4 separate regions of the Homo sapiens genome follow, and all the other regions are linked to region 4. The links are chromatin contacts, found by Hi-C or POLR2A ChIA-PET in ENCODE. All regions are on one chromosome and are shown on one strand. The core of a region is the stretch at or near the end of the contact, and the rest is flanking DNA. Distances in the headings are between cores, read along the strand shown.

Region 1 (3,650 bases), core at 426-2,925, 1.2 Mb before region 4:
TTCTGTAGACATCTTTGACCGATGAATAGAAATAATAAAAAGCCTAAATTTAAAAGCAAATGATAGATTCTGATACATGGCACAACATGGATGAACCTTGAAGACAATATGGCAAGTGAAATAATCCAGTCACAAAAGGACAAATATTGTATGATTCTACTTATGTGAGGCACCTAGAAGAGTCAAATTCACTGAAAGTAGAATGGTGGTTGCCAGGGGCTGGCGGGAGAGGGGAATGGAAAGCTATTGTTTAATGGGCACGGAGTTCCAGTTTGGGAAGACAAGAAAGTTCTGGAGTTGGGTGGTGGTGATGGTTGCACAATGGTGTGAATGTGCTTAATGCCACTGAACTGTACACCTAAAAATGGTTAAGGCTGGGTGCAGCGGCTCATGCCTGTAATCCTAGCACTTTGGGAGGCCGAGGCGGGCAGATCACCTGAGGTCAGGAATTCAAGACCAGCGTGGCCAACATGGTGAAACCCCGTCTCTACTAAAAAAATACAAAAATTAGCCAGGCATGATGGTGAGTGCCTGTAATCCCAGCTACTCAGGAGGCTGAGATGGGAGAATCGCTTGAACCTGGAAGACAGTGGTTGCAGTAAGCCGAGATCACGCACTCTAGCCTGGGTGACTGAGCAAAACTCTTTCTCAATTAAAAAACAAACAAACAAACAAACAAAAAACAACAAAAAAACACATGGTTAAAAGGCTACAATTATTTTAAGCATATTTTACTACAACCAAAAAGCCAAATGGTATATTTAAATAAATGGAGGTCTCTAGATTCATTTAATCAATCACATGTTCATGACTATTTAGGTGGTTTCTATTTTTTCTTTTTGCCACTATGAACAATGCAATAATGAACATCTTTGCACTTTTGTGATACCTCCTGCATTTAATTATCTCACAGTGATGTATGGAAGTGGAATTATTACATTTAAATCTATGACACTTGAATTTAGATACACGTTGCTACTTTTAGAAGGAATCCTATATAACCAAGATTCTTTATGTTTCACAAAAGTCTCCAGACTGATGCTATCATCTCCAAACACCACAGTCTGAGAGGATGCTTTGTCCTTCCACATTCGCCTTGAGGAGATAGACTGGAGGGACCCACAGCTTTCAAGACAGCTCTAAAATCCGTGCTTTGAAGATAAATCATGACATGGAGGTCAACAGCTCTGCCCAGCAATTTTCTGTATTACAGAATTAGAGTAGGACCATGGGGTTCTAATGCAAGATTCAGTCTAATTGCACAGTATTTGTTGAGAGTAGACTCTGTAAGACTGAGTGACACACCAGGAGAATGCAGAACATTGAGGAAAATCACCTCAATGAGGGAAACCTAAGAATGGTTTTACCCAATTTTCTTATTTGACAAGTGAGTAAACTGAGACCCAAAAAGGGGACTGAGCTGACGCTCCAACTCACACAGGTGGTCAGAATCAGAGACAGGATGATAATCCAATTCCCTGGCTGTCTTTTCAAAAGCACACAATCTTCCCCAAAAGTCATGATCTAAACCAAGGTGTCTACCTGTTCTCGCAGCCTGGTCCTGTGTGCTGTGGCTGGGGATCAGCTCACCTCTGGGGAGCGCTCAGCTGGAACCTCCCACTGGCTGTTCCTGCCAGAACGATCTTGGTGCTCTGCTCTCCAGCCTCTGAGACTTCCTGTCCCTTTCTTAGAGCAGTATTTATGATTACACAGGATGTGAATTTTGCTGTAGTTACAGACAGTTGATATATAAAAAGTGCCTCTGCTTCCTCTTTCTAAATTCTGAGGTCTGGCAAAATGACACAAGATAGAAGTGACACATGAGAAAAAGACCTTTGTGCAGACTAGTGATTTGTACGGTCCCAGTTAAAATTCATTTTCCCTACTCCTACATAGAATTATTTAAGTCATCTAGTTTTGCTTAGCCTGAGTTTTCTTGTCTATTAAATAAATGGTGGATGGATAATAATAATTCCACTCTGTGGGTGTTGGGAGAATTAAAGAAAAAAGATGCAAAGAGTTTACAAAAAGTAGACAATAAATATTGATAATAGTAATGTTAGTTTTGAATTTTGGAGAATCTATTCTCTCACTTTCCAGGCTCTTGGTAAGCTGAAAGCAACCTGTGGAAAATTCCGTGTCTCCTTGTTACTTCTTTTGGGTGTTTCCATTCTCCATCTTTGGCCTCATGCTCAGGGAAGTCCAGGCACATCTTGGGAAAGATGCCAGTGGATTGGCCTCAGAGGCAGAGTCATCAGGCTCCACACAAGCTCATATTTGGGGAAGTATTTGTTGTTGAGGGGACACTGTTGCCACTTTCACATCCCTTTTAAGGCTTCTTGTAGACTAGCCATTGTTCAGAAGGGTAGGGTTTAAGATGGCTCTGGGACATGCAGCAGCTGGCGGCACAACATGCTCCATATACAGTCTCCATTTCCTGAAGGGTGGCAAGGCTATCCCCTAAGAGAGGAGCAAACCTAAGCCTGGGAGATTTAAATAACTCATAAACTACTTGGAGGGTATTTTAGTCCAGTTCTTCTCCAAATGAGGTGATATTGCTGAAGGAATCTGCCCCCAGTCACATGTCTAGTCTGTGGAAGAGGCAGGAATCTAATTCACATCTCTTGGCACTGAGGTCTGGGCTTGCTTCATGGCAAGAGTCTGCCATTTGGTCAACATCTTTTTTTTTTTTTGAGATGGAGTTTTTTGCTCTTGTTGCTCAGGCTGGAGTGCAATGGTGCAGTCTCAGCTCACTGTAACCTCCACCTCCCAGGTTCAAGTGATTCTCCTGCCTCAGCCTCCCCAGTAGCTGGGACTATGGGTGCCCACCACCATGCCTGTCTAATTTTTGTATTTTTACTAGAGACAGGATTTCACCATGTTGGTCAGGCTGGTCTCGAACTCCTGATCTCAGGTGATCCACCTGCCTTGGCCTCCCAAAGCTGGGATTACAGGTGTGAGCCACTGTGCCCAGCTTAGTCAACATCTTCATATCCACAACAAGCACTGTCTTTGCTTAAGAAAACTTCCAGGATCCAGACCTTCCTCTGGGTCTATGACCTGTTTTGACCAAATTGTTAAAGAACCTTGGTCATTTGGGCTTCTTTCACACTTCTGAGCCTCAGAAGGAATTCGTGAGAAAATCAGTTAAATATCCAGTTCACTTTCTCATAAAATTTGAAAAAAGATTTTTCAGAATTGTTGTGAGGATTAAGTCAAATAACATAAAAGTCCCCACCATAGAGCCTGACATAAATGAACCATTAAGAAAATCTGGTATTTCTTGTCCAACATCTTCTCCCACCCCCTTTAGAGAAAAGTGTATTTTATCTCTAGATTGATCTCTGATCTCTAAGTGTAATCTATGTTTACTCTAAATTCATGCTCTTTTCCATTGATGGAAATCTCCTCAGCCCTTTGCAAACAGTCCTGGTGCTCTAGACAGGCAAGTGACTCACAGTCCTAGTGCCTACTTCAAGGATACGATCTCCCCGCCATCCCCACCCCAAGCAGACCATGAAGCTAGTAAAATGGAAATGCGTCTTATATGTTGGAGGACTCTAACAGCCTTGGACAGACTAACTGTATTTTTTTTCTCTAGCAGTGGAGATGACGGGCTGGGGCTAGGGCACAAGGTCTGGTTATCCAGA
Region 2 (3,328 bases), core at 683-3,182, 1.2 Mb before region 4:
AACTAGTTTCCGCCAGTCAGTGGACTGAAACTGGTCTTTGAGGACTGTGCTGTGAAGTCAGTGGTCTTTTCTCAGGCCTCGTGTCTCAGATTGTTTTATTTGTTTCTCCTGCCACCCAGGCTTAGATAGTTGGGACCACATTTCACTTTAGCTCCATCATCTCTCAGTCCATCTTCATCTTGGCTGTTGGTCAGTCAGTGGCCAAGTCATGCCATTTCTACCTCTGCAATACATTTTGCATGTGGGTCTTTTTTCTATATCCAGAGTCACCTGTGAGTTTCTCATTTCCATTCATGCTTTTCTGCCTTCAGTCTTTCTCTTTTCTAATCCATTGTCCACAAGGCTGCTACATCAAGCTCCCGATCACTGTTTTGAGTGATGCTCTTCCTGAGCCTGAACTCCTTTGCTGGCCTGTCATTACCTGCTGGAGAAACCCTTCATCTAACCCCTCAAGGCCTTTGGAATTCAGCCCTGTATGACTTCCCAAGCTCATATCCCACTACCGCCACCAGAGCCACTGGTCTATACATGTCCTCTACCTTCTTTCCTGAATCTTCTCAACTTTGAAGTGTTCCTTCTCCCTCCCTCTTTACTTTCAATCAAACTCTGCATTAGATATGCACATCACCTGAGGGCGTTCCTGCTCTCCTTGCCTGATTGCAAGGAATTCTTCAGAGCTCCTAGCTCTTTGCTTTCCTTACTAGACATCAACTACTTTCTTCGGAGAATCCTGTATCCTACTAGACTTGCATAGGGAACCTGTTTTCTATGTACTATGAGCTCAGTTACATTAAGCTGAACATCAAACTCAGCTACTTCCTCAGGGAAGCTTAACAAGTGCTCACAATGGCCAGGTGCAGTGGCTCACACCTGTAATCCCAGCACTTTGGGAAGCCGAGGCAGGTGGATCCCCTGAGGTCGGGAGCTCGAGACCAGCCTGGCCAACATGGAGAAACCTTGTCTCCACTAAAAAATGAACAAACAAACAAAACACACACACAAAAATGCTCACAATGCTGGATTAAACATTTCTTTCCACCGGATTCTCAGTGAGATTAAGCCATTTTATGGGAAACAGGGAAAGGGAATCACTTATATACTGGATTCAGAAAACAGTAATGGCATGATTAAAATTAATCCTTGTTTTCCTTCATTAGAGCTCCCCCACATCTGCAGCGCCCCCTCTTACTCTTGGTTTCCCATGTGATAGATTTGAGGCAGGATTTCATGCTCAACTTGGTGTCCACAAATCCCCTCCAGAAAATGTTAGCCTGTAAAGCCACCTATACTTCTAGGTATATTTACATTTAATGTAGACAAAAGCATTTACAGGAAGACAAATGGAGTTTTTTTCATTATGCCTATGACTGATTATTTTCTCATTTGGTATTGGGAAGTCCTAAGGGATTCAGGATTTTAGTTCCAATTTTCCTAATGTAATGGGTACCATTGCCCCCATTTTATAGATGAGGAAGCTGAGGCTTTAGAGGTTTAGTAATTTGCCCAAGGTTATATTGTTTGTTAGTGGTAGAGCTCCAGTTTGAACCCAATGGTTTAGAAACCATGATTTAATATATATGCTGCAATCTACTACTTTTGTGGAATGATTCACAGTTGACTGCATAGGGTAATTGTTGAGAGGGAGACTGATTAGAGGAGTGAGTGGGCAGCAAGCCTTGATATCGTCACCCCTCCTTAAGTCATAGAACTATTAGGAAGTCTGACTAGGGAAACTCTAGAATTAAGATCAAGAACCTCCAGTCTTCAAAACCATTCTATACCTTATCCATCACCTCCTTTAAGTCATTTAAAGAAAGCAAATTGATTCCTTACCTGAGTCTCCAAGGCCTCAAATCTCAAGGGCTGATTTGGATGCTAGCTGCGGAGTTCAGTGGGTGCAGTTTGTTTCTCAAGCACACTGGGAGGGTGAGTGGTGTAGTCCAGGCCTGAAGATGAAATCGCTGATAGACATCAGGTGACAGGAAATCAGTAGCTTCTGCTACCTTGGGCTTCGCTCCAATTACTTTGGTTTAACACTTACCATAGCTGAAGGAGGTGCAAAAAAAGTTTCTGCCTTACCAGGTTTCACTTCTTGAAAAAGACCCCAGGGGACTGCCTGGCATGCTCATGCTACCTTAATTAGAAGAACTTCTGCAGCCCCCACCCTATAAGCAGGTGTGGATGGTAGGTCCCTGAGGACAAGAAAGATTCTAGAAGTTGGTCAAAGATGGGCCGTTAGCACTGACTTTTACCTTCTGGCTTCACTTTTAGGGCTGAGTAGGTGGGCAGGAGGCATCCATGCAGAGATTCAAGAATCACTGAGGCTGTACACTTGGCAGCACTATACTTAGGGGTCCCCAAATATTGTCCTCATTGGCTCACACTTAAGTTTCTTATGAACCATGTATATATCTTGTGTCAGATTTAGCAGAAATGGCCTAAAATTATACTTTAGTGCCATAGTACATGTACCCAGCCACTCAAAGCAAGAATTAGCCTCCATATTTGGAAATATAAATTGAAATAGCACTTTTACCTCTGAACCCACCTTTTTCTTCTGTCTGTCAAGTTCCCTTGTGTCCCCTCTCTTTTTAGTCTAGTCTGGAGCTGCAGGGTCATCAAGCACAGTACTAGATCAAGTAGGGAAATGGAAGAAGTTGGTAGTGTCAGGAGAGTCTAAATATTTGGGATGTGAATCAAAGTTTTGCCCAAAGATAATGTCCTCTCTCTCCCCCTACAATATTCAACTTTTATGTTCATATGTGGGATTTTTAATTACATTTTTATTTCCCTGTTCATTGCTTCATTTTATTAGAGACACAGAGCTATAGTTAGGTAATTATTTGTTTATTTAATCTAAAGGGATGAAATATGGCAGGCAGCTCTGTTGCCTAATTCGAGGTTCATTCCTGTCTCTCTCTTTCATCTCTTCTCTCTTTCTCTTTCTGCCTCTCTTTTTAAATTTAAGATAGTTTGGAACCATAGGGTTAGATCCACTGGGTAGAAGTAGTTCTGGGGAGGCTGATTGTGGTGTGATATTTAAAAAGATGCCACTCTAAAAAAAAAAATTGTTGGAGCCGTTCATTAGGGGAACTGGCTACCATTTCAATAGAGAATTTACTTCTTCAAGAATACTCAAGTAAAGTCATGCAGTCACCTCTCAGAGATGCTGTAGAGTGAAGGAGAGTGGGAACAGAAGATCCATCATCCATTTAACATTCTAATTGAGGGTCTATGCATATCTGCTGAAATGCTTGAGTGATTGGTGATGGGAGGACAATTACCTAGGGTCTGAGTTGTGGATGATTGTGAAACCTGAGGTTTGAGT
Region 3 (3,311 bases), core at 247-2,746, 1.8 Mb before region 4:
CAAGTTCTGTAGCTCTGTGCCCTGACTCTGCCCTGTCTCACACACACCAGGCAGGTCACGTTGGTGGATTAATGGGACTGGATGAAGGGGACATCAGGCAGTGGAAGTGGCTGTACGGAAACAGGGTGAAGGCTACACCCCATCTAAAGAGAACCAACCCAACTCTGATTATTGCCATGGAAGAATATGGCCTCCATGTTTCCAGATCCTGATTGTTCAACATAATTTTGGGAATCTGAGTTTTTATATGAAATAGCCTAATTTTCAAGCGTTGGTTTATATATATATCTTAAAACACTATATGGGCCATCAACAAAGCGTGTCTGTGGGCCACACACCCACATGTTGGGACCACTTTTGCCCTTTGCTGTGTGGCCCCAAGATGTTGGCAGCTCTCCATAAATGCCATGCCCTTTCCTCTCTGTGACTTTCTCCGTCCTGATCCCTACGCTGTCTTTGGCAGGTCAGCTTGTCCTCATATAGTGCTTGTAACAGCTATGTGACTTTGGGCCAGTTACTCACCATCCTGATGCCTCAGTTCCCTCCTCTATGAAGTGGGAATAAGGGTGACTGGGAAGAATACGTGAGTTAACAAATGCAAAGTGTTAGAAAACGCTGCACATATTGTTCATCAGTGTCATCATCGTCATCATCCTTATTATTGTCCTCCATCTAGTCTTGGCTGTCACCTCTGAGATGCCTGCCTAGACTCCTTGAAAGCAGGCTGTCCCCACCCCACCCCAATTCTGTAACACCCCAATCCCCACAGCCATCTCACTGCATTATCTGTTGGCTTCTCAGTACGCCCTGGACTGTGGGCACCTTGAGAGGAGGAATATCTTTCTGTCCATACACAACTTCGAACAAACACTTGGCCCAGAAGAGGCCTCCATAGAGGCTTACTAAGTGGATGCACCTTTCATGAATGGTGGTCTGGAAGCCTGATACCACTTGATATTTCCATCCAGATGTTATTGTTACCACCCAGGCCAAGAATGTGCTTCTTCTGGAGGCACAACAAGGTGGGGCTTGTCTGGCTGCACCACAGCATAATATCTATCCCTCCTCACAGCTCTGCTCTCTGATGGAAGCAAGGAAACAGGAAGTGAAATTGACAGGCACTGACCAACCTGGTTTCACATCAGGGGTGAATGAAAAGGACGAGCCCCCCTCCCTAGGGTGGGGCGGGAGGGAGGTGGGAGTGGGGGTGGGGATGGGACATGAGTCATGATGTGTCACTGAGATTTTTTTGGATGCATTTTTCAGTTTCAAAAGCATGAGGCGTTATTACTATGGGTTGAGAACCTGGAGTGCCAAATGACTGTGTCCCAAACAGGATGGCGCAATTGGTGTCTGGTAAAGTACCTGGGAGTTTTCTTTGTTCCAAGTGGGGTTTGTGGCTCAGCACAGGGGCCTTACAGTGATGTTATGGTCCCCATACAGTAGCGATCCGGAAGATCTGTGCCCTGACTAATTCTTCTGCCCTTGAGCTGGTGTTTAAAAGAAAAAAAAAAACCCTCTGTGGTCGCAACCAAGATGTAATGATAGACTTTGAGCCCCGAGAGTCTCACCCAGCCTACTCCGGCACGTTTTGGGATGCTGCGAAACTGAATTGAGGTGCCTGTCATCATAAGAGAACTGAACGAGTGGGGGTAAGAATTAAGATCAGCAAGAGCTGTGTTTCTCGCTGGTTGTACAAACAGGCACTTGCCGGAAGCTGCCTCAGTGGGAACAAGGTGGAGCTTCATGAGGGCCCTGTTGAGTCTTTGCTGGGAATGATGGAGGTTTTTTCCATTTTCTCATTTTCCATTACTCTAATATGGTTATAACCTGGGACTTTTTGTGTGTGGGGTCCTGGAAGGATGTTTGTGATATTCAGGAGTTCTGGTGGGAGTCGGGTAGGGTGTGGATAGGGTGAACCTGAAACTTGCCCCAAATTTGTGTTCCATTCATCAATACCAATTACCCACCACATCTTTTAGCATTTATTCAAGAAATGCATGTTGTGGCTGGAAGAATATGGGATTTGGAGTCCACTGTGCCTGGTCTTTCCTGGACAACTGGGTTGGACAAATTCCTCTACCTCTCTGAGCCCCGTTTCTTCATCTTCAATAATGCGTTTGTGATGTAGAGCTTTTGGGAAATAATTAAAGGGATGATGTGCAGACAGGTCCAGACAGACTGACCACAAGGCTGGAGAAGGTCAGTCTTAGGACCCTCCCAAGGCCATTTATCTTTTTTTTTTTTTTTTTTTTGAGATGGAGTCTAGCTCTGTCGCCCAGGCTGGAGTGCAGTGGTATGGTCTTGGCTCATTGCAACCTCCGCCTCCCGGGTTCAAGAGATTCTTGTGCCTCAGCCTCCTGAATAGCTGGAATTATAGGCGTCTACCACCATGTCTGGCTTATTTTTGTATTTTTAGTAGAGACAGGGTTTCACCATGTTGGCCAGGCTGGTCTAAAACTCCTGACCTCAAGTGATTCACCCGCCTTGGCCTCCCAAAGTGCTGGGATTACAGGCACCCTTTATCTAATTTTATTTGTGTATTATCATATTTTTTAAAGAGGGACCCCCAAATTGTATAGGCTTCAGGCTCAACAGAACCTGGACCCAGCCTTGATCTTGTATCTTGAATAATGAAGAACTGGCTCTGGGAGTAAGTGCTGGAATCCTGGCTTCATCTGTCGATAGGGTCCCGCTATTGGCATGCTGTATTTGTTCACCTCATATGCAGTTGCTACGAAGAGCATTTACTTATTACCCCAAATGGGAATCACACCCCTGGGACCAGCCACCCTGTGTAGATAATAACTATGGATAATCCTTGCTAGAAAATAAAAGGTCCAAGGTGATATATATATATATATATATATATATATATTATTTTTTAATTTGCTTCAGTGGCAGAAACAGGAGTAGATGTGAAGGGCTTGGTCCTAGTTGAGAAGTTTCTCAACTGATAATGACGGTTAACATGTACATCAGCTACTACAGGATCTCACAGGTGGGGTTATCAATGGATAGGATGAGGATCTGTGAAGTGGGCAGGGCAGAGGTCATCATGATCCCCTTTTAGCAGATGTACAAACAGACCCAGAAAGGTCAAGGAGGTCATTGGAGGATGCACTGCCACGAAAGGCACAGCCAAGATTCAAATGCAAGTCATCAAAACTCCAAATGTAGTGCTCCTTCAAAGCGTACCACATTGCCTCTCCAAGAAGCTGAGCACAAGAAAGATGGCAGGGTGGAGCTGCTGACAAGTATTTGTTCTTTATGCAGAGTGACCCCATTTTAAGGCTGCCTACTGCGGTGGA
Region 4 (3,271 bases), core at 660-3,159:
TAATTCTGTGATAGAAGAATCACTTCACTTAAATTGCTTGTTTTCACCTTAACTTATTCATGGTGATTTCAGGCAGAAAGAAAAATGGTGGCAATTTTACTTTGCTTCTTCTCAAAGTTTATCTGAATATCCCATCGTAAAAGAAGAAAAGATTGAACGTGAGACTGGTTTTATGTTACCTAATAATGAAACAAACTTAGAAATATGAAGTCTGACAGCAGTTAATCCAGAGAGACCAAATGCAACTCCATCACTGCTTTTATTCATATCTTCCTTAAGAAGGAAGTTACATGAGAGGGAAGAAGTGGAGACTGGAGAAATGAGGACCTAAGAGAAATTCCACTGTGTTTCCAGTCCTGTGTGTGCAAAGCTCTTCATACTAAACTGTTTTCGGCTGAAGGATAATGCAAGAGGTACTTTTTATATTAGGCTAATGTTATTTGGGAGCCTGAAGGCAGATGGGCAGTGGAAGTAAGTTGGTCCTAATGCTCAATCTTTGTAGAGCGTAGCTTGGAGGATAGACGGAGAGGAAACAATGGCTCTCAGGGCTTACTCTGTCTCCTAGACTCTTCAAATGACCAATAACAGATGCTCAAGGAGTATTTATTTAATGGATTGATGAATTAGGCTTTCACTAGAATGTCCTAGAGAACTGTGTTGAGAATGATGTTGAGGCAACTTCAGGGCTCAGTGGAAATCAAGGGTATTACTGCTCAGTGATGTCTGCCATGACATGGAAGAGGAGTGTGGAAGCCTACAGGCCAAAAGGGCTAAGCTTTTGCCACATCAGGGTGTCCTTCTTCTTTTTCTTTTCTTTTGTTTTTCTTTTTCTTTTCTTGTCTCTTCTTTTCTTTTCCTTCCTTCCTTCCTTCCTTCCTTCCTTCCTTCCTTCCTTCCTTCCCTCCTTCCTTCCCTCCTTCCTTCCTTCCTTCCTGCTTTCTTGCTTTTTTTTTTCAGTGTCTCACTATGTTAGCCAGGCTGGCCTTGAACTCCTGGGCTCAAGGGATCCTCCTGCTTCAGCTTCTTGAATAGCTGAGACTACAGGCTCACACCCTCAAACCAGCTCCTCTTTAGTCCAGTGGAAGTACCACCTCAAATCACTGACATGTGTCCTCCAAATCTAAATTTGCAAACGCCAAAGAGAAAAAAAAGAGCAGAAGGGGAATAATTGATGATGAGAAAATGGATCAAGGAAAGTGGAAGAGAGAGGAAGAAAAAGAGTGCTAATAGAGAACAGAAATGAAATGGCTTAGGCCATCAAATTCTGGCCTAGCTTTTAATGGGAATATGCAACACTTCACATGGGCCTCCTGTTTTCACCCTCCAGATTAAAAGGAGTCATGAAATCACTATGTTCTTAGTTTTGTGGTCAGATCACCAAATGATCCTGGTGGAAAGAAGAGCCTCTGAGGGGAAGAAGCTGACAACGCAACTCTTAAAACGTCAGGCTAGGAATCAACTGTTCAGAAAGGAAAATACTGCCACTTTGTTCACTGATACTTTCCAGATTTTCCATAACAAAGTTTACTGCAAAGTCTTTAAAAGCCATAGTTCTCTGATCTACTTAGTAATTATTTAACCATCAGTTTTCACACTGGTTTCCTAGATTCCTGCTGAAAGGGAATTGTCCCAGCAAATGCAACTAGACTTTCCTCCCCATTTTAGACCACAGGTGAAATGCAGAAGTAGGAAACACCTGGATTAGTTCCAAGCCCACACAGAAGCGAACCTCAGATATGAATCACGGTTTGGCGCTGAATGAGATGGTGTCAGAAGGTTGCACGGGATCAAACAGAGAAAGAAAGCAGATGTGGGACTTCCTTCTTGCCTCTTTTTGGAGGAAGTGAAATCGCCGTTCAGCAACGCAGATGCAAAGTTTTTGTAGACAAGATGCCTCTTTCTTTTAGAGATCAGTGTTAGCCACAGGCCATTACTCCTCAAGTGTGGCCATCTGGGGAGGTTATGTGACTGCATATGCATTCCAGTACAAGAAAAAGCAAAGGAAATTTCTGGTGAACAGAATAAAACAGAAAAGTTGTGGGTAAAATGCACTGGTCACCACTTCCTCATATGTGACTGTTATGAGCAGTTCTTCTGCTCCTGGTATGTAAAATTAAGTTAAGCCAAATTTCCCATCATTTGCACTTCTCCTTTCACTGTTTCCCAGAGAACTGGAAAGAGAACTTCCTTGAGCACAGCAGTCACATAATCCATAGGCTTTGGGTCATTTCAGGAATATAAAAATTCCAGAACTAAGTTTTTTTGTTTGTTTGTTTGTTTGTGTTTTTGACAGTCTCACTCTGTCTCGCAGGCTGGAGTGCAGTGGCACGATCTCGGCTCACTGCAGCCTCGAACTCTTGGGTTCAAGCAATTCTCCTGCCTCAGCCTCCCAAGTAGCTGGGATTACAGTTGTGTGTCACCACTACATCTGGCTAATTTTTTTGTATTTTTAGTAGAGATGTGGTTTCTCCATGTTGGCCAGGCTGGTCTTGAACTCCCGGCCTCAAGTGATCCATCCACCTCGGATTCCCAAAGTGCTGGGATTACAGGCATGAGCCACCCTGCCTGGCCTGTTTCTTTTGTTTTTTTTTTACATGGTTGTGCATTGGTTATTTTCCTGAGCACAAAAGTGATGATTACCCAATACCCATCAGTGTTTGGTACTTAATAGGCTCTGAATACAAATTTCTCGAGTTAATAAATACATGCTCATTGTTGAAAACTCAAAAAACACAGAAAAGAGGAAAAAATTAAAATAATTTAGAAAAACCTCTCAACCAGATGTAATTACTGTCTATGCATTGGCGTACATCCCTCTAGTTATGTACATAGTTGGGGTCATGCTGAATGTTTATCATTCTTTTTTTTCATAACATTATTGTCAGAGATATTTGAACCAGAATAACTCCATCTCGAATAGGGGCTGGGTAAAAGAAGGCTGGGCTGCATTCCCAGAGGGTTAAGTATTCTAAGTCATGGGATGAGATAGAAGATTGGCATAAGATACAGATACAGATCACAAAGATCTTTCTGATAAAAGAGCATGCAGTAAAGAAGGCAGCCAAAACCCACCAAAACTAAGATGGCGACAAGAGTGAACTCTGGTCATCCTCATTGTTCATTATACACTAATTGTAGTGCATTCGCATGCTAAAAGATGTTTCCACCAGTGCCATGACTGCCAATTTCCAGAAGTTACCCTGTATAGTCTAAAAAGGAGAGGAACCCTTAGTTCTGGGAATTGCCCACCTCTTTCCCAGAAAACTCATGA

Evidence for each region. A loop is a pair of places that touch in the nucleus more often than their neighbours do. ChIA-PET counts read pairs that join two places held with the same protein, here RNA polymerase II (POLR2A). Pooled maps may share reads with other maps.
Region 1: a loop to region 4 is called in a pooled map, with 6 times the contacts of the local background. The contact joins the promoter of MS4A7 here to the enhancer-like site in region 4. A Hi-C loop is called at or near these places in 2 of 37 single-sample maps with no recorded cell type and 4 of 50 pooled maps.
Region 2: a loop to region 4 is called in a map with no recorded cell type, with 11 times the contacts of the local background. The contact joins the promoter of MS4A1 here to the enhancer-like site in region 4. A Hi-C loop is called at or near these places in 3 of 37 single-sample maps with no recorded cell type and 4 of 50 pooled maps.
Region 3: a loop to region 4 is called in a map with no recorded cell type, with 12 times the contacts of the local background. The contact joins two enhancer-like sites. A Hi-C loop is called at or near these places in 2 of 37 single-sample maps with no recorded cell type and 6 of 50 pooled maps. POLR2A ChIA-PET finds 5 or more read pairs at or near these places in 1 of 52 experiments (B cell).

Annotation. Positions count from the first base shown.
Region 1 is chr11:60,376,557-60,380,206 of GRCh38, reverse strand. MS4A7 (membrane spanning 4-domains A7) reads right to left here and starts at 1,675. Exons shown (of 7, transcript NM_021201.5): 1 at 1,543-1,675. RefSeq lists enhancers at 1,674-1,723, 2,404-2,643.
Region 2 is chr11:60,454,451-60,457,778 of GRCh38, reverse strand. MS4A1 (membrane spanning 4-domains A1) reads right to left here and starts at 1,932. Exons shown (of 8, transcript NM_152866.3): 1 at 1,834-1,932.
Region 3 is chr11:61,059,481-61,062,791 of GRCh38, reverse strand. It overlaps LINC02954 (long intergenic non-protein coding RNA 2954), which reads right to left. Exons shown (of 4, transcript NR_186234.1): 3 at 917-1,081. All of the region lies in intron 1 of LOC105369325 (a long non-coding RNA gene), which reads left to right. Among named protein-coding and RNA genes, the nearest start is that of LINC02954, 5.7 kb to the right of the region's middle. RefSeq lists enhancers at 782-1,021, 1,372-1,611, 677-1,876. Within about 2 kb of position 1,496, at least 7 of the 41 ENCODE cell types and tissues checked have a DNase peak (open chromatin) inside an H3K27ac peak, as active enhancers do.
Region 4 is chr11:59,215,554-59,218,824 of GRCh38, reverse strand. No RefSeq gene overlaps it. Among named protein-coding and RNA genes, the nearest start is that of MPEG1, 4.3 kb to the right of the region's middle. Within about 2 kb of position 1,909, at least 14 of the 41 ENCODE cell types and tissues checked have a DNase peak (open chromatin) inside an H3K27ac peak, as active enhancers do.